4 separate regions of the Homo sapiens genome follow, and regions 2, 3 and 4 are each linked to region 1. The links are chromatin loops, found by intact Hi-C in ENCODE. Cell type or tissue: heart right ventricle. All regions are shown on one strand. Region 1 holds the start of LRRC52 (leucine rich repeat containing 52). Region 2 holds the start of RXRG (retinoid X receptor gamma). Region 3 overlaps RXRG (retinoid X receptor gamma). Region 4 overlaps RXRG (retinoid X receptor gamma).

Region 1 (5,000 bases):
GGAGAATCACTTGAACCTGGGAGGCAGAGGTTGCAGTGAGTCAAGATAACACCACTGCACTCTACTAAAAATACCAAAAAAAATTAGCTGGGCATGGTGGTGGGGGCCTGTAATCCCAGCTACTTGGGAGGCTGAGCAAGAAGAATAGCTTGAACCTGGGAGGCAGAGGTTGCAGTGAGCCAAGATCGTGCCATTGCACTCCAGCCTCTACTGGTTTGCTGGGTGATGCCTGAAACCTTTCCATTATGAAGGAATTTGGAAGTCCTAAAGACACTTGGAAATTATCTACTTCATTTCCCTCAATATGTAGATGACAGAAATAAAGCCCAGAGAAATTAAGCACCTCAACCAAGAACAAACAGCCTAGTCTAGGACTTCCCAAAGCAGGATTTCTGAAATAATAGTTTCACAAGTTGTTCTTTGAAAACAAAATTTATTTAAGGTTCTGAAATCAGGTAATTCAAGCAATGCTACATTCTCTTTTCTTTGTCTAGTCTGCTTCTTCTTTATCGAACATATATTTATTCAGTCTCAAAATGAGGTACACACTTTAGAGATGTGGTCTAACCTGGCAAAGCTGAAACTAGCCCATGAGTGTCCAGGTTTCAGGACCAAAAACAATACAGCTACCTCAAACAAAAAGAATATTCCCTGAGGTTAAACCACTCATAGTGCTTTGTGAAAATGGTAATACTCCAGAGCCAGGCATAGCTGACTGGTGTCAGTCAATAACCTTTAGCATGATATATTTACCTAAGGCTTTTCTAAGCAGAGCACTTGTAACCATACGGCCAAACAGGTAGGCCTAATCCTGAGACTACTATCTTGAGAAAGCTAGTATGGATAATGAGGCTGGAAATGAAGTAGGGCAACCTGGAGATGGGGCCGTCTGAGGGGAAGAAGTCAGAAAGAGGGAGAATGGCATAAAAGAAAAGGTGACACGTCAGCAAAATCACTCCATGAGCTTTGGCGAGTGAATCAGTGATCATTTCTCATGGAAAGGAAGCAGACAACAAACACAGCCCTTCCAAACAAAGTATCCCTGCCACACTCCACCAGCAAAACACACCCTCGCCACAGCTCCCAGAGCAGTCACTTTGGAAATTAATTCTTTTCTATAGACTTCATGTGCTAGATTTCTCTCCTCGGCAATCACATAAGATCTAGAAAGGAACTTATATTTTAATAGAATTTGTTTTAATTATGAGGAAAGGGTGTCTGCCCTATCAATTAAGTCATGCTTCAATTAGTACAGCTATCATTGGGGTCATTACTTTAAGTATTTGAAATGTCTACTTAAATAAGGTCACTTTCAATTTGGTAAACACGCCTAAGTCATCATATTAATTCACAGCCAGTCACCCAAGGAATGCTGAGTAAGTAAACAATCAAGCATTAGCTAACTAGCCACAAATCCATCTGACTTTATTAATTTCTCTCTTGGCAAAGAAGCAAGAGAAGGAAGCAAACCATCAGAAACATTCTCACATTGTTCATTCACTATACATTTATTACATACCAGGTGCCAGGCACTGTGCTTAGGTTTCAATATGTTACTAATATTCACAACTCAGTATATATGAATGTTTTTAAAAAATGAAATCCAATTTTCCCAAAAATAAAAGTTTCAACTCCTCAGATGTTTTATCTTATTTCTGCCTGATATGCCTTCCTCCACGGGGTGTGTGATACATCCCAACTCTTCAGCTTCCAGGTTTTCTATCCCTCGCTCCAAAAGACTAATCACCTGACAAGTAATTAATGAATATAAACTCACACTAGAAGTACTAGAGAGGCACTCACTATTTTAAAAGTCCTAGGAGAATACGAGTGGTAAAAAAATACTTCTATTGTTGCACTCAGATTTTTTATATATACATTTGGGTTTTGTGTTAGAAGGAGTAGCTTACACTTATTCAAAAACTTTTTAAAAATACACATATATATATATTCAAAATGCAGACAGAGATGTATACATCCTAGGAATAAAGTCTGAAAAGAGTACCACTTTATCAGAGGAATTCCCCTTGCCTCATTTCAAAAGAAACACCCCCTTTCCCATCTTCTTCTGGCAACACTGAAAAACTGGCACCCATCCAAATCAATATCCAAGAAAAGACCCACACTGAGAACTGACCTCAAGCAAGTCACTGCTCATCACTAAGAAAAGGAGTTGGCCTGGAGATGTCCCATGTTCCCTCTATGGCCTGCAGATTAGGGGGTCCAATGTCACCTAATCTACTACAGCTCCATGGGGAGCGGGTACAGATACTATACACATCCACACACTGAACCCAGCCTGGTCTCCAACACACACATGCTGCAGGCCCCTACCCATGAGGCCCCAACTCCCCCAGGGAGTTCCAGCTGGCTTACCAAGACACATAAAACACCCTCACACCACCCAGAAGGAGAGGTGAGGAATCTCTTTCCCTCAGCCAGGCAGTCTCCTGAGGCTGCTGACATCACAAAGGTGTCAACTGGCAACCTCATTGTCATGTGGCTCTCCCCTGGCTCCCCTTCACTTGCAAACGCAGGGAAAGGGTGAGACCTTTCAAAGCTGCCAAGTGGGCAAGCTTCCAGCAGCAGTCTGGGAGCGAGCGACAGAGCCACCAAGCTGGGCGGCAGGGCATTGAGCCTCGCGTTTCAATTTCTGTTCAGTTCTCCTGTAATGGAAAATTGCTTTGCACAAAGCTAAAGTGTTACAGTTCTTTCCAGAGCCCCTCCCCCGCCCCACCCCCCCACCGGCAGCCTTCGGATCAGAGGACAGAGCCCGCAGGAAGGTGAAAGGAGGGTGGTTGTGGCTTCTTACTATGTCCCTTGCTTCAGGCCCTGGCCCTGGGTGGTTACTCTTTTCCTTTGGAATGGGGCTGGTATCAGGGTCAAAGTGTCCAAATAATTGTCTGTGTCAAGCCCAAGAAGTAATCTGCACAGGGAAGCAGTTAACCGAATACCCCCTTGACATACCCCTGAACACCCGGAGGCTGTTCCTGAACGAGAACAGAATCACTAGTTTGCCAGCAATGCATCTAGGACTCCTCAGTGACCTTGTTTATTTGGACTGTCAGAACAACCGGATTCGAGAGGTGATGGATTATACCTTCATCGGGGTCTTCAAACTCATCTACCTTGACCTCAGCTCCAACAACCTAACCTCGATCTCCCCATTCACTTTCTCGGTGCTCAGCAACCTGGTGCAGCTGAACATTGCCAACAACCCTCACCTGTTATCGCTTCACAAGTTCACCTTTGCCAACACCACCTCTTTGAGGTACCTGGACCTCAGAAATACCGGCTTGCAGACCCTGGACAGTGCTGCCTTATACCACCTCACTACTCTGGAGACCCTGTTTCTGAGTGGAAACCCCTGGAAGTGCAACTGCTCTTTCCTGGACTTCGCCATCTTCTTAATAGTGTTCCATATGGACCCCTCAGGTGAGGGCTTGATTGGGTGTGGGGAAGAGGATGTGATTGAAGTGGCTCCAGAAAAGGTGAACTCAAAAGATGGTCAGAATGGGAGAAAAAGTTGGGTGAAGCTGATTGAATGCATTCTTATTACTCTGCAGGGCCCACCCTTGGGTTGACTGGAGTAGCAGTAAGAAAAAGTTCTGAAATAGGAATTCAAAGAGCTGAGTTCTGGTCCCAAACTCAGCACTTACCAGTTGGCTACCCTTGAAAATGTCACCATTTCTCTGAGCCTCAGTTTTCTAATCCATAAAGTGGGGACAATAATATTACCTAAGGCACAGAGTTGCATCAAATATATGATGTGTGTAGAAATGATGAAGTACTCTAATTGCAAAGTGACAAGGTAATATAGGGACACTGTATTCTGTTGGTAAACTGTTTTAATCTGTTTAATTCAGCAACTGAATTTTTCCAGGATCAAAAAGTAAATTCAGTCATTCATATAGGATTATGATATATAGAAAGGAAAGTTTAACATAAAGATGGAAGGAGGGGCACGTGAGCTACCCAGACAGTGAGAGAGGGAGGGAAGAAGGAAGAAAGGGCTTTTGATAGCTGCTTTGTTTTGAAGATGCTGGCCTCCTATGGAAGGAGAGAATGGCATGAATCAATGGAGAAAGGGTCCAGTGCTCACTGTGTCAAGCAGAGAGATTCTAGTCTTACAGGTAGATAGATGCTCAGCTCTTACCTGGGAGATTTCCAAGCTCCTTGCCACCACTCTACCCGCTGTCCTCACCCGGCCTGCCACGGCCCCTGTGCTTCATTCCCTCTTTATCTTAGGGACTTTACTGTCTCATCCTTACCCTCCAATTCTTCTCTCCACCAATAATAGCATTTTTACCCAGGAAAGTCAGAGCTTCAGAAAAATGAGAAATAACTCCTCACAGAAAGTCTGGAGCCACTGATGTAATCCGGCAAAATTGGACTCTGGGTAGAAAATCAAATCCTGTCAAAACCATGTAGTTTCTGTCTTCCCTGGGTGTTTGCCTTTGAAAACGTTTTCATAGACGCAGCTTCATAAAACTCCTGCTGAAACTTCCACCATGAAGTACTGCCCAGGTGGCAATATGCTAGAAATAATCCTGGCCAGAATGACAGACTTCAAGGAGAACTGGGGGAGAGAGAATCAAGTGGTGACAGTAAGTAAAAAACGTGCCCTCCTGGCTTCCCAATGGGTGTGTCTCAAAAAGTCCTCCTGGCAGAGTCTGGACTGGGATGAGGCAAGCAGGGCTTTTAGGAGGCAAAATTTAAGGAGGCACTGAGAGCGAGTGCACTGAGAATAAGACATTGTGAGTCAGTGCCTCCTTAAATGTTGTGCCTTAGACACCTGACCCTACTGCCAGATACCTCAACTTGAGTTGTTAGAATAAATCAAAAGAAACTAACTTTGTCAGACCATCTTCCAACAGGACTAGAATGCAGAAGCAGTTATCTCAGGTAGGTTGCCTTGCCTCTCTATAACACCAACTCTAGGAGGCAGAGATAATGTTTTCTACTTTTCTCCAAAACTGTGATAGTGTCTAGAAAGCACT
Region 2 (5,000 bases), 100 kb before region 1:
TTGCAAATAAGTATGTACCCAAGGGAAGCCACCAATTAATTCTGCAGAGATCACCGTTGCTCTTAACCTATCCCATGGCTTATTCCTCAATGGCCAGTCCACTGGGTCTGCAACAACCAGTCAGTGCTGAGGCTGCATATCTGAGGTTGTATTGGAGCACCGGGAGCTCCCTGGGGGTGTGCTGCTGCCCCTGGCTTTGCAGAGCAACTGTGTCACTCACAGAAGCTGTGAGAGGCAGCTCAGCAGTGTGAACTCTGGGAGCTAGTCTGCCTGGGTTCAATCCCTGGCTGTGCCATTTTCTAGCTATAAGACCTTAAGCAAGTTATTTCACCTCTCAATTCCTCTGTTTCTTTGTCTCTAAAAGGAGTACGAGAACAATGGTAACAGTACCTACTCCTAGGGTTGTTATGAGGATTACATGAGCCGAGGCTGGTAAAGTGCTTACAATAGTAGCGAGCATTAGTGTTACAGTGTGTTTGTTAAATGAAATGAGAGAAGTCCTCTCTCTCCCTGATCTCCTTCTCACCCTGAGGATTACTGCACAATTGGATGGGGGGGATTACAGGCTTTGTTTTGCCATCTTCTAAGAGGCAGCAACTGTCTCATCCCAGAAAAACAAACCTATTACTGAGCAGCTGGCAAACCCTGGACTTGGCAGAGAAGGAGAAGAGAAGGTTTCTCTCATCATTACATGGTAGGGCCCAAAGCTGGGAGATTGGGCACCTTTGTGGAGCCACCACGTAGCCACCACACTTTGGCCAGTTTGAGCAATCTGTTGCTCACTGATCAGATGATGCTCTGACATCTGGTAAGCATGGTCCCAGACACAAATCTCAGGTGTTATTTCCAAAAGGTGACTTTGCTTCCCTGGAGATTCTTATACAAATCATGGGGCCCTCTGTAATTCCATGTGCTAATATGTAACAGGGCAGGGGGTTATACACCAAGTATTTTAATAAGTGCCGTGCAACTTGCTGCACTGTGGCAGGGGAGGTTAGAGGCCAAAGGTGACGTCCACTCTAATCCTGCTTTCCCCTGTGCCTGCTTGTGAGTCCTCTGTCCCTCTCCCTCATCACAGAAAGTTCTCAAACAGACCTCCCTGCAGACGGGGGCAGAGTCCTTTGGCTCAGCATTTAGGCCTCCTCTTAACTGGCACATGCCAACAAAATGGAAAACCTCAACAGAACTAAACAAAATAATTCTTCTCCTCCCTCAAGAATGACAAAGAAAAGTAGCTTTACAGGAGACATGTAGACAACCTACATGACCCTTTCCCCTCAAGTTCCCTATACTATACTGAACTATTTCCTTCCATAGCTGAACCATTGTGTTTACTTCTATCTGAAATCTAATTACGCTAAATATCAGAGCCCCCACAATTATGAAAATCTATGCCAGCAAAATATGAGGGTCTTTGTGGATTTAATTTTATTTTCCCAGATTCCTTATTTATTATTTTACAATAATGTCTGATTTTTAACTATTTTGCATGTTAGTCTCTGAGTAAAATAGAGGGGAAGAAAATATTGTATTAGGTAGCAAATATATGGACAACACTATAGCAGCTGTTTTTCACATGCTAACTCATTTAATTTTCACAATACTCTAAGGATGAGATTATAAATCCCATTTTAGAGAGAAAGGTGCTAAGGCTCAGAGAGGTTCACTAGCTTGCCTAAGGTCACACAGCTACTAGGTGAAAAATTGGGAACCAAACTCAGCACACTACCTCTTCCTGCCTCCTCTTCCTCCTGGTGCTCTTTTCACTATATTAAAGCAACAATATTATAAATTTGAGTAAGGGCTTTTCTGGAAGTGTTCTGCAGCTCAGCCCCATATAAATTTGGACTAGTCCCTGCCTTCTTTTGAGCCTCAGTTTACACATCTATAAGATGAGAGCCTAAGATGCTGTTTCAGGTCCTTAGGATGCTAACATTCCAAGATTCCAGCCCCCATGGAATTTTAACTAGATCTTCTTTCTCTGGCTCTTACTTTAGTTCTCTCCCTAAATCCTTCTAGCTTCAACCCTTTTATTCACCCCAACTGTCTCCAAGGGTCTCTTTGGCATTAATGAAGCCACAGTCTCACAGACCTTGGGGGGCCCACGAATCTGGCTGAAAATGAGCATGCACCTCTTACAAATGAACTAAGATGTAAAGGAAAAAGCAATTCTCAGCTCTGAATGGGACTGAGGTGGGAATTGAGGAGGCTTTTCACATCTGGAGCCCAACCATAGACTAGAGATCAAATGCCCAGGTCACAGCATTGGCCACCGCTCTCACTCTGTCATCAGACTGGCCCAAAGAACTTGAACATCACCTCGGGAACATTTCCATGGCCCTCACCCCAAGTCCAAGTACAACCTACGTTTGCTATTACACACATCATGCAGTATTATAATGTGCCTGTGTAACAAGCCTGCCCCAGTCCCAAAGGGCAGAGACTGTGTCTCATTCATATTTGTATTCCCAGTGCCCAACACCATGCCTGCCTCATAAAAACTACCCTGAATGAATGTGCAAACTCCCAGGTCTAACACCTCCTGGTGACAGAGATCACTTCTACCTTGCAGTGTGTCACCATGCCTCCCAGGGGGTTCTGCCCAGCCAAGTTAGGCAAGCTTTAGTCCCAAGCCTTCAGATGAATTGGTCCACGGAGGAAGTCTGGAGAGCAGGGACTTTTCAATTTTCAAAACCTTATAAGAATTTCTGCTGTCTTGCCTGCCAGAATCTTTCTTTGGCTCCCAGCAACATAAGCTGCATGCCTCCAACTGACAAGCGACAGGCCAGTTGGTCAGCTGTTGCTTCCATTTACTCAGAGCTGGGCGGCTGTACTGTTTCTGTCACTAAATCAAGGGATCCTTGGGACGGATGTGCTTGGGCGTTAAGGCAGCCTGAGGACCTAGTCTCCGGAAGCTTCTGTGAAGTGTGACTGGGCTGCCCTGCCTGGCACGGTGACTTGAATCTTCAGTTTGCCAATTCTCTAAGAGCCCCAACCCCCCATCCCCAGATCTCTACCCCCAGAGTGGAAGTGATTGCAGCAACTCTTGCAGTAGAATTGGGGGCAGCAGCAGGGGAGGAGAGAAGAGGCTATTAGCAAATCAAAGGAAAGAAAACAGGGGAAGGAAAACACAGTAGCAAATTAAAGCACTATGTTTTCTTTTTAAAAATCCAATTAAAGGGAAATCTGCTTTTGAGTAAAACAATCATGCCCTTGTTACAAAGTATCCCAGGAACCCTCAAGATAGGCAAAACCTTTTTAATCACATTTTTTCTCATTACAAGTTGGCTAATAGGAACATCATAGTAATTCCCCGTTAACTCTTCCACTTTTCACACCCGCACAAACACACTGGGTTATAACAATGCTCTTATTCTATCTTTGTCTCAGACACATTCTCAAGCATGTTGGTTTACTCTCTCCTTAGAATATCCCCGTATCCTCATTCTGATATGCAAACGTATCCTCACCTACAGACCATTCTTTCCTCCTCTCCTCTCTCATGCACGCGTGCACACACACGCTGAAACGCTATATACACACTATATATGCATATAAACATATATGTTCTCCTTTTAATTCAATACTAATCCAGTCATTCGTATTTCCCAATTTCTTCTCAGTCTCTCATACAGGTCCACGCAGTGAAGCCCAAGGGAGATACTTACCTCCATAGCCTGCGGGAAACTTCATGAAGTGAGAATAATTTCCATACATGTTTACTCGTCAGTTCATGTTCCTCTCCTGTGCAGCTTCTAAATATTACCGCCTCTCTCGGCTCCCAGGCACAGCCCGGCTTTCTTCAACTTGGGCTAACAAGAGTGGTCATCGCTTCCTAGCAGCCCGGGGAGCACAGGCTGGGCCAGCCCTCTGGGATTAGTCAGGAATCTGCCTCTAGATCGGAGAGTCCACATAGTGCGTTTGAGACGGCTGTGGCGGCAGCAGCTGGTGCCTGTCAGTAATCACGCATAATGCTGCCGCCGCCGCCGCCGCCGCCGTCACCGCTACTCTTGCCACCGCCGTCGCTGCTGCTTGAGATCCTGTTGCTAGTTTGATTAACTCAGGGTTGGGCTGCTGCGTGCGACTCTTCCAGCTCCCGGCGCGTCCCCAGAGGTCCCTACCGGGTGGCACGATCTATTATCTAGGAAGCCAATCGATGTATGACCGCCCGGTGTAGGTCAGGAGAGAGGCGGGAGACGGCAGGGGATGGAAGACTCTTTAGGTGCCTGTTCCTTGACTTACATCCACAAAAATCAATGGGATTTTATTAAAATGCATTTTCTCATTCGAACTTCTATCTGTCCAATGTACTTGGTATTTGATCTGTGAAAGGAGGAGGGGGTGGGGTTCAAGAGAGAACAGGGCCCTTTCAGAAGCACAAGATTAGAAAAGCGTGATACTCAATCTCCAGCTACGGAAAACTAAAATAGAGTAGCCCTTAAGTTGAGGTGGGCCTCTCCTGCTTGGGTGGCCGGAAGCATTTATCTGTGCTCTAACAATGGGAGTTTGACAAGTGCAGCTGGAGCCAGAGCTCACTCAGGTGGAAAACTTACAGGTAGGGAGGAGGGGTTGGCTTGATGTGGAGGTCTTTCTCTGCATTTATTTTATATACCATTGTTATCCTGCCGCCTGTTCAAAAACACCACTGGGTCCTCACTAACACAGAGCCTGTCTTGTGTGGAACTGACCCGAGATCAAAGAATCTAAGCACCCCGTTGATGTTTGGGTCTGTCATACAGTTTTCGTGACAAGTCACCGCTCAGCCTATACTTGAACACCTCCAATAATGGGGAGCTCACCACTTTCTCATTCCATTTCTAGATAGTTTTCACCACAAGAAAGTTTCTTATAGAGATAAAATCTGCTCCTTTTCCCTACAGCTTCTGCCCACAGGTGCTAGACTGCTCCCAGGGGCCACACAAGAGAAGCCTGAAAGACAAAAAAGTCTTTCACAGTGGGATCCTCTGCAAATCCTGAGATTGATCTGCTGTGCCCATAAT
Region 3 (5,000 bases), 120 kb before region 1:
TTTCAGTAATACAGTGAATGAGGTACAGCATGAGGAAAGATTAGAGGAGACATCCAAGGTATTGCACCTGCCCAGATACCAGGTTAGGTACCTTACCAGGTCTGACTGCTTGGAGCCAGAACCCCAAGATCCTGGATCTCAGATCATCATTCCCCATTCACCACATTGTCTGCCTTGGGTGAGAGGTGATCCTCAATCCTCAACTGCCCTAGCAGCTTCCTTCCTCACCTCCTTGGCCAGGAGCCCCTGCAGGAGCAGACTTGCTTTGGGGCACTTTCTCCCCAGTCTCAGCCAGCAGCCCCTCTCCAACACTCCTCCTCTTCATGAGTGGATAGTGGCAGGAGGGGCAGTGAGACAGGTTGGTTGATGTTTTCTCTGTCCATCTCTCTGGCTGGCTTGGGGTTTGTTTTGGGCTCAGAGCAATGGCAGATGAGATCAAAGGCAGCCATCAGAGCATAAACCCATTAGCTGCCTGGTCCCCAAGTCCCCCAATCCCGGCTGTCTTGTTCCATTAGAAACAGTCTACTGAAATAAGCACTTTAGAGCCGGGATTCACCAGGCAACTCCTATCTGCTGCTGCACGCAAGCCAGCTGCTCCCTGAGAACAGGAAAGAAACATACTTGTCTGCTGGATCGTCTTCCCTTTTGCAGACTCAGCCAGGGACCAATTCATTCTGCATGCTTCTGGAGCCATCCTTGAACATTGAGTCCTGCATTTCTGAACTGTGTTCAGCCCAAATCCTTCCACCAAAGGTTAGGCTGCAGGCAGGCACTCCCGTTCCAGGGAGCAGAACTCTTATAGTGGCACAGCCTTAATCTAGCTAAGGCCTTCATCATGAGGAGTAATAAGCCTGGACCTCCAACATGGGTTTGGTCTAAACCTGCGACTTCCTAATCAGGTCACTTCACTTAGCAAAGACTCTATTTCCCCATTTCTAGGTGAGTGTGTGTGTTGCTGGGGGCGGTGGGGAGGGAGGTTGAGGCTTCAAGTCTTTTGTCCCTGGCTCAACCAGATCTGCTTTTATCTTATGTGTATATCAGGCTTCCAACTATGCTTTCATCTGAAGAAAAGACTTGATGACTTAATTTTTTAAAATCATCAGACGAGATGAACTTTAAGGTCTATTCCAGCTCTAACATTTGCAATTTTTATTTATTTTCTATGAAAATGCAAACAGACTCAAGAGGATAATAATTCAGTTATCAATAAATATCTAAGCAGAAATTAGCAATGATAGAACCCAGGTCAGGCTGCAGAGTTCAGGAGGGGAGAAAAAGACAGGAGTATTGCAAAGATCTGTGAGGCCCATTCCGGAGTCCAGCCAGCAGACATCATGCTGACAAAGATGCAGTATCAAACATACACACACAAACACACTCAGAAAAATGTTTCCTATATCACATTATCTACAAAGTACATAAATATCTTCCCAATGATATATTGATGTCTTTAGAAATTGCATCACTCCACTTAGATGCTCCCCAGGGCAGGGATTAAATCTCATACACATTTTTGGTATCTCCAGTGCCCAGTACTGGGCCTGGTTCAATAAATGCTTGTTGAAATGAACTTCTCTAGAACCTCTCAGAAACAGTACACCTGAATTACCTAAGTGTATAATACTATCACCTGGGAATAATCCTAATAATACCAAGTTACTGCTATAGAGCATCGCACGTCTTGAGAAGTGATTTTTAAATCCACATCTTCTTTGACATGCCTAAAAAAATCCCTGTAGGGTAATCAGGGCAAGTATTTGTAACCCCACGATAAAGAAAAGGAAACTGAAACAGAAACAAGTTAAAGTGGTTTGCAAAAGATTACACAATTCCTGCCTTCATCGTACCAGTTCCGATCTCTTTACTCCTCAAGATCAAAAATCCAACAACTGCAAAAAGAGAAGCTCAAACAATGAAATGACAGAGCACAGAGGAGACTGGCCCTGCCTGCTGCTCCCACCCCTAGACACTTCCTCCTCCCTTCACCCCCCAAATTGTACTTACGCGAGAACCAGGTCACAGAATGAACATGCTTCCATCATGAATCCCTCTCAGACCAGTCCTGGGTGAGGAAGGCAGGATGCATAGGAATAATCTGCCCAGACGATCCAGAGTCCAGCTCACTGTAGCTAACACCAAGGCCTTTTTTCCAGTGTCATCTCGTTAACCGAGCAAAGCATTGCTGCAGTGTGGTTCCGGAGCCCAAGCCCAGAACACTGCTCAGGGTCTCAGGCTGCTGAGCTTCCCCAGCACTTGGCAAGCTTAATATAGCTCCCCAAAGCCAAACTTGGCCTTGGCCTCTGCACACAGCCCAGTTGGCCAGGACCAAAGCTTCCATCTGACCTTTCAACCCCAATCCCTCTGTACAGACATATGGTCCAGGAATAGCGGCCCTGCTACTCACACAGCTCTGAAGATGAATTGACTGGCCATGTTTGGCTCAATCAGACTTGAGTGTGGTTGCTAAAAGCAGCCTCAGAGGGATGGTGCCTTGCCCAATTCCTACCCACAGGATCTGTCTACCACCTCACCCTATTTTATTTCTTTTCAGATATTACGATTTTTATTTGAAACTATCTTGTTTATTCCTTAGGTTTTTGCCTGTCCTGCCTGCTATTGTGTGATTGCCATGAGAGTAAAGACCTTGGCCACCTTATTCCGTGCTTATCCCTAAAACCTAGGACAGTATCAATTAGTACCTGATGCATAGCAGGTCCACATAAGTAGTTATTGGGATGAATGTCAATGCCCTTTGCAAAACTGTACTTTCATCCCCAAACTACAATGTACTTTCTGTCTGTAACTACCAGATTTTACTCGCCTTCCTGGACTCTGTTCACAGGAAAGAAAGGAAACAAACAAACCTCATACATTATGAAGCATAGGGTATCAATGGCCTTGCTGATTATAGTGGGTGGGGGTGGCATAAATACATGTACACCCCCACTGCTGCCCCATCCCCACTCCTCTGAGCACTGGGGTCAAGGAATATATATTAAGCAGTTTATAATTCACTCTCTTTGCTCCCTTCAGGTCTGCTCCTGCGTCTATGACAGCACACAGACAGCACTGAAGTGCAATGGATCTGCATAATGTGGCCACCTCTCCCACAAGATTACCCGGGAGCACTGATTATCCATCTTTTAATCCTTGGCTGCCAACAGGAAGATCTTGGGGTCACTGTGCAAGTCAGCATATATCACAGCATTAGGCAAATGCAGGGTTGTGAACACAGGGCTGCAAGCCAGGGGACAGGATTTCATTGTGGCTCTGTTTTTGACTGGCTGTGTGAGGCTGCACAAGTCACTTGGGCTCCCCAAGTCTTGGTACTTCATTTGTGACATAAAGGGTTTGGACAGAATGAGTGATCCTCATTTGAGCAAGAGTGGGGCAGTTAGGATCCCCTGTGGGGCTTTTGCTACCTGCACAAGGGTCAAAATATGGGATGAGAGAGAAATGTGTACTCTGAAAAAGGTCCTACAGGTGAGAACCATAAGATTAGAAACTGGGGTGAAGATTACTGGCCAAATTATACCCAGTAAAGTAGTTTATTTGGCCTGAGGAATGCTTTAAAAGTCTTTGAATTTGAACAGCTTTGAGGGAGCAGGGCAGCTCTCCACAGTCCACACCTGCCCCATTGACTTACACAACCCTTCCTTCACTCACCTGTGTTACCTGACTGGGCCCAGCTCCTGGAATCCCTACACTAGCTGATCTCTAAGGCCGTCTCCAAATTATCTAATCTATGGAGCAATACATTTTTGAAGTCCTTACTGGCTCTATGCTATAACTCCACATGAATTTGTTTTCAGAACCCTAGAATATGAGGTGTCTCAGAGGAGACTCTAGGCATGGTCACTGAAGTTCTCTCTGGAGTAGCAGAAAATGCTGACATAAAAGAAGCCCTTCCTCCTCTCTAAAACTGTATTCAAAGGAGGCTTTGGGACTTTGTTAGTCAGTGATCTCCAGAGAAACAGAATCTATAGGAGGTGTGTGTGTATATATATATTTTAAATTTTATTATAAGCAATTGTCTCACATGATTTTGGAGGCTGATAAGTCCCAAGATCCACAGGGTGAGTCAGTGAGCTGGAGACCCAAAAAAGCTCATGACATACTCCAAAGGCCAGCAGGCTTGAGACCCAGGAAGAGCAAATGCTTCAGTTCAAGTTCAGAGACAGGAAAAAAAATGACGTCACAGTTCAAAGGTCATCAGACAGGAAAGTTCTCTTACTCAGAGGAGGGTGAGCTTTTTTGTTCTATTCAGATCTTCAACTAATTGGATGATGCCCACTCACATTAGGGAGGGCAAACTCCTTTACTCAGTCTACCTATTTAAATGTTCATCTCATCCAAAAAACACCCTCTCAGAAACACCCAGAACAATGTTTAACCGAATATGAGGGCATCCTATGGCCCAGTCAAGTTGACACATAAAGGCCCTGCCAGTTCTGCCTCTAGGTGTGCTGGTAGTTGGGGCAGCAGGGACTCTGGCTGTTATACAGGGAGAGAAGAAGCTGTGGCAGATGGGATTATTGTTCCTAATACTTCACTCCTTTTAATTCTTCATATTCTTTGCATTGTTTCTCTGCAGTACTTCCCACTAATATAGACACAGCCTTCTTCCTTGCCCCATCAATGTTGGAATCTGTCATATGTTTTGTTTTGTTTTGTTTTGTTTTGTTTTGTTTTGTTTTGTTTTGTTTGAGACGGAGTCTCGCTCTGTTGCCCAAGCTGGAGTGCAGTGGCATGGTGGCACTATCTCAGCTCACTGCAACCTCCGCCTCCCAGGCTCAAGCAATTCTCCTGCCTCAGCCTCCTGAGTAGCTGGGATTACAGGCACCTGCCACCACACCGGGCTAATTTTTTGTATTTTTAGTAGAGACGGGGTTTCACTGTATTAGCCAGGATGGTCTCCATCTCCTGATCTCATGATCCACCCACTTCGGCCTCCCAAAGTGCTAGGATTATAGGCATGAGCCACCGTGCCCGGCCTGAAT
Region 4 (5,000 bases), 140 kb before region 1:
AATGGCCCAGTCTCAGCTCACTGCAACCTCTGCCTTCCGGGTTCAAGCAATTCTCCTGCCTCAGCCTCCCAAGTAGCTGCGAATACAGGCTCCCACCACAATGCCTGGCTAAATTTTTGTAGTTTTAGTAGAGACAGGTCTTTGCCATGTTGGCCAGGCTGGTCTTGAATTCCTGACCTCAGGTGATCCACCCACCTCAGCCTCCCAAAGTGCTGGGATTACAGGCGTGAGCCACCGCACCCGGCCAATTGTTACCAATTTTTATGATCAACTTATTAGTCTATGCTTACCCTTAAATTAGGAAAAGAGAAAATCATAGTCTCTGCCCTTGAGGAGTCTATGGTCTGTTTGGGGAGAGGATACATGGCACACATGCATACACACTGACCCACACATTATCCTACACACTCACACATGCTTCACACCCATGTGCCCGCACACACATCCTCACCACTCACACACGCACACTCACACTCTTTTACACTGTCACATTCCCTTGCATACATGCACTTACACACACACCCTCACACATACACACATGCCCACTCATGCACACTTTCACATGAACTCACATGTGCCTGCACACACACCTTCACACACACTCATGCACACACACCTTCACACACTCTCATGCATACACACCTTCACACATACTTCACATGTTTGCACACGCATCCACACACTCATGCTCTCACACTATATTCATGCACATTATACACAATACACATACTCACACATGTGCACACACTCATTCTCACATATCTCATGCCTGTGGTCTCACATACATGCACATGCACACTCTTACACACACGTGCATGCATGCACTCACACATACACACATGCAGACACACTCCACACTCACACTCTAACATGTTCTTACAACATGCACACACACATACCCTCACACACTCACTCATACACACCCTCACACACATTTTTCTATAACTGAGGACATTTGTTGTGAGATTCACAAAAGGGAGAAAGACCAGTGTGTGAAGGAATTCATCTCCCATCTGCATGTCCTTTCGGGTACTTCTCTCTGTGACATTTTTCACTCTGTCTGTGTGACCCTCTGTGCACAGTGCAATGCCAGCTCATTTTTAACGTTATTAATGCTACTAGACATAAAGTCACTCTACTCACAACTTCCAAAAAAAGCTCAAGGACCAAAATCACTTTAGTCACTGTGGCCCTAAGTCAGAGATTTCTGGTTCCAGATGAATCTTTACTGAGTGTCACAACATTATTTCATGAAAAAGTTACAAATTAGAATTTCAATGTTCCTTGAAAATGTGTATATTTCTACACTTATGCCATAAGACATTTTAAAGAAATGTAGCAATACAAGGAAAATAAAGCGGCACCATCTAAAAAAGTAGAAATTGCTTCCCTACATGGAAAAATTAAAGATCTATGCCAATGCTACACATTACTTCAAAAGCCTCCAGTGGTAAAGCCCCTGAAAGCATTTGAGTGGCATCACCATTCAGGAAAGAGGTAGTTAGAGAATAAGGAGGCTGAACTCCCGGCCGTGCCTCTGCCGTTAAGCTTTATGGAAGTAGGCAAAGGAAACAGCTTCTCTGTAAGTACAAAGTTAGACTGGGATTAACTTTAAAAAATTTTTTTAACTCTAAAAAGGCCACGATTTTACAATATCTAAAATTCGAAGTATGCCATCATACTACCCTCTTTGTTGTGTGACCTGGATTTAGGAACTGAGATCAAGGCTAATAGAAATAAACACACCCATGAACGTCACAGCATTCCTCACCCACAGGTTAGCAGCAAGGGGCATTTATGCCTTTGAAGGTGCCTGCTGTGTGTGCAAGAGAGTGTGTGTGTGAGTTCTGTGACCTGACTTTTGATCTCTGCTTTCTGATCAGAGTGAAAGCAGAATGTGGCCCTTGTGACATGCACTTCTGAAATGTTTCCACAGAGTGGCAGCACTCTCCCACTGAGAAATCTGCCTCTACCTGGCTGTGCCAGGATCCCCTTCAACCAGGTTCTGCGGACCAGAGGTGACCAGCCCTCAGCACACCCACATGCCTGGCCAGTGACACCCCTGATGTACCTACTGAGCCAACTATGAACACTTGATCAGGGCAGTCAGCCTCAGTCCAAGCTGTGATGGACAAACCCAGGAGACTATGCAGGGGACTCTGCCACCTCCTTGCAGTTCTAAGTTCTGCCCTAGTCCTGGCAACAAGTGTTGGCCTCTCTCCCCAGAGTGTGGAGGCAGCCCAGCCCCCTGCCAGCCATATTCTGGCAGAAGAGTCAAGTTCCAAAGTTTTCAAAGTGATATGAATTAGAAACAACCCAAATGTCAATCACAGGGCGATGACTAAATACATTAGGATATGTTCACACTGCAAAATATTACAAAACCATTGAAAATGATAATTTGTAGTTGTCAGTAATTGAATAAAATTTCTAGAATGGCTAAGGGAAGAAAATAATACACCAAACTGTATAATTTCATATCTAGAAATGCATACATGACATGCGTAATACATAATAGTTACACGAGGATACACACGAGACATAATAGATACACGACAACACTGGAAAGAAATATACCAAAATATTTACAATAAGTTCTTATTACCTGTTTTTTGTTTTTGTTTTTGTTTTTGTTTTTGATGGAGTTTCGCTCTTGTCATCCAGGCTGGAGTGCAATGGCATGATCTCAGCTCACCACAACCTCCACCTCCCCGGTTCAAGCGATTCTCCTACCTCAGCCTCCTGAGTAGCTGGGATTATAAGCTCATGCCACCACACCTGGCTAATTTTTGTATTATTAGTAGAGACAGGATTTCTACATGTTGGTCAGGCTGGTCTTGAACAACCGACCTCAGGTGATCCGCCAGCCTCAGCCTCCCAAAGTGCTGGGATTACAGACATGAGCCACCGCATATTTTTAAAAAATATTTTTATAATTTTTTTAACCAAAGCATGCATTGCTTTTATAGTTAGGAAAAAAGTGAGTTGGAGTTTTTTGTTGGTTTTTTAAGATAAACAGCAAGACAGAGACAATTTCAGGAAAATGATATGTACGACTCTCATTATTTGTAATGTCCTGCACATAATATGTGCTCAAAAAATGGAAGATTTGATAGAAAGCATCCAACTCAGGGCTTCAATTAAGATGATTTGCCCAAGGCTCACACCTGACAGAGGCCAAGCTATTGCTGGCAGCCAGGTCCTGACCCCTTGGCCAGGGCTCTCTCAATCTCATCTATAGTGAACTACCAGGTTCACCAAAATCCAATATTTTCTTCTGTTCTTCGGCATACAACAGGATACATTCTCCAGCCTCCTTTGTGGCCAGCTGGGCCACGTGACTTGGCATCAGCTAATGAAAGTGAATGAAAAGGTGAGGGCCCTCTAAGACCGAGGTCTGGCCCATATGGCCTAGCCTCTCTGCCCCTCCACCTCTTCCCCCTTCCATCATCTGGATGCAAAACACAGTATGGCTCTGGGTCATGGTGGAGACACAAGAAAAAAGGAGTCTTGGTCCCTGAGTGATGGCATGCAAGGCAACCACCTCTCTGAACTGACTGCCCACCCAGATTTGTGAGCAAGGAATAGATGTTTGTGTTAAACTGGTGGCATCTGGTGGGTCTATTACAGCTTAATCTCACTAATATACTAGGCCCTGCCTATTCATTGCACCAAAGGGCCAAAACCCACCTACTCAAATTCATCCACAGCCTCCAACAAAAAACACAGCTCAGTCTCTTCTGGACAATTGCTAGAGGTTGGCTTATGATTCAGGATAAACAGCTAAGTAGATATTAGACTTCACAGAGGAATGGAAACCATTAGTGAGCATTGGGAGCATGTAAAATTAATCCCCCAAACAAAATTAATGTCTTCAAGACAGGCTTTTCCGTTTCATTTCCAATTTTCTATGAGATTTGAGGATCATACTTTCTCATTTTAACTGGCATTAGCAGAGAGGGAAAACTCTTTGGCTTAGCTGTACTTTGGAAGAAAGTTTTGAGAATATCTTTTAATAACTCAGAAATACCTATACTGCTAGATGGCCTCAGAGATCTGCTAGATGGCCTCAGAGATCTGCTAGACCAACATCCACCTTTCCAAATGAGGAGCCCAGACTCAGACCCAGCACCTTCCCAGATGCCACACACGTGGCACCCTGGGGACCAGCATCCATATCTTCTGGCTGCCAAAGCCTGTACTTCCTACTGCATGGGGGTTTCTATGGGGGCAGACCAGAAAGCAATGCAGTCACACCTCAAACACAGGCTCTGTGAAATCACACGAACAGGGTTCACATCTCACCTCCACCGCGTGCTAGCATTATGGTCTTCAGCAAGTTACTTACATTTCTGAGGTTCTGTTTCTTGATAGAAATTGGAGATAATAATTCCCACATTTATTCATTTGTTTGCTATTCATCCTCCATTTAAAGATGTGTACTATGTGTCGGGCACTATTTTACGTGTTGAGGCTAGAGGAGTGAATGGTGAGCAAGACAGATAAGGCCGCTAGCCCAATGGAATTAACATTTTTGTGGCTTTCAGCTTGTTATGAAGATTAAATAACATTTAAAAACACCTAAACAGTGCCTGCTGCACTTTAGGGGCTCAGTAGATGAAGAGTGGGAGTAGTTGCTGCTGTTACTACGATTCTGCCAGCACTGTCTCACCTGCCTGGCTGTTCCGGATACTTCTGCTTGGTGTAGGCCTCAAGGGTGGCATAAACCTTCTCTCGCAGAGTCTCCACCTCAGAGGGGTTGGACAGGCCCTTGGCATCTAAAAGACATGACTGAGTTAGCCTTTGATTACACACCCTCCAGCAGAGGCTGTCCCCATTCTCTCTGGCCACTCTCTGTAGAGTTACTAGAGACACCCTGGATGGGGACAAGTGTGAAATAAACAAAGCTGGTCATTCATGCCCCCTTGCTCTTCTTTCTGTGCCCAATTTACCCAACAAACTCTTGGGGCAAAGATTTTAAACTCCATGAATAGGCAAAT

The links. Hi-C counts contacts between places; a loop is a spot of excess contacts. Peaks named below come from ENCODE experiments on the same cell type or tissue, not always from the same donor. Only the 100,000 strongest peaks of a DNase experiment are listed, where the experiment ranks them.
Region 2: it touches region 1 in a loop (1.8-fold over the local background); 5 of 110 quality-filtered maps call a loop at or near these places.
Region 3: it touches region 1 in a loop (2.3-fold over the local background); 7 of 110 quality-filtered maps call a loop at or near these places.
Region 4: a loop joins it to region 1, with 2.9 times the contacts of the local background. A loop is called at or near these places in 16 of 110 quality-filtered maps.

What each region holds. Positions count from the first base shown.
Region 1 is chr1:165,541,484-165,546,483 of GRCh38, forward strand. It overlaps LRRC52 (leucine rich repeat containing 52), which reads left to right and starts at 2,517. Exons shown (of 2, transcript NM_001005214.4): 1 at 2,517-3,435. The coding sequence starts at 2,814. The region is part of intron 3 of LRRC52-AS1 (LRRC52 antisense RNA 1); the gene reads right to left. In heart right ventricle, a CTCF peak has its summit at 2,611; a DNase peak (open chromatin) is centred at 2,558; H3K27ac peaks cover 981 bases.
Region 2 is chr1:165,441,177-165,446,176 of GRCh38, forward strand. RXRG (retinoid X receptor gamma) reads right to left here and starts at 3,950. Exons shown (of 10, transcript NM_006917.5): 1 at 3,669-3,950. The coding sequence starts at 3,717. In heart right ventricle, no CTCF peak of the experiment used is centred here; DNase peaks (open chromatin) are centred at 2,820 and 4,005; H3K4me3 peaks cover 2,611 bases; H3K27ac peaks cover 1,882 bases; H3K27me3 peaks cover 215 bases.
Region 3 is chr1:165,422,747-165,427,746 of GRCh38, forward strand. The region is part of intron 2 of RXRG (retinoid X receptor gamma); the gene reads right to left. Among named protein-coding and RNA genes, the nearest start is that of RXRG, 20 kb to the right of the region's middle. In heart right ventricle, no CTCF peak of the experiment used is centred here; a DNase peak (open chromatin) is centred at 2,305; H3K4me3 peaks cover 1,091 bases; H3K27ac peaks cover 1,673 bases.
Region 4 is chr1:165,402,140-165,407,139 of GRCh38, forward strand. RXRG (retinoid X receptor gamma) reads right to left here. Exons shown (of 10, transcript NM_006917.5): 9 at 4,673-4,778. Among named protein-coding and RNA genes, the nearest start is that of RXRG, 40 kb to the right of the region's middle. In heart right ventricle, a CTCF peak has its summit at 1,944; no DNase peak of the experiment used is centred here.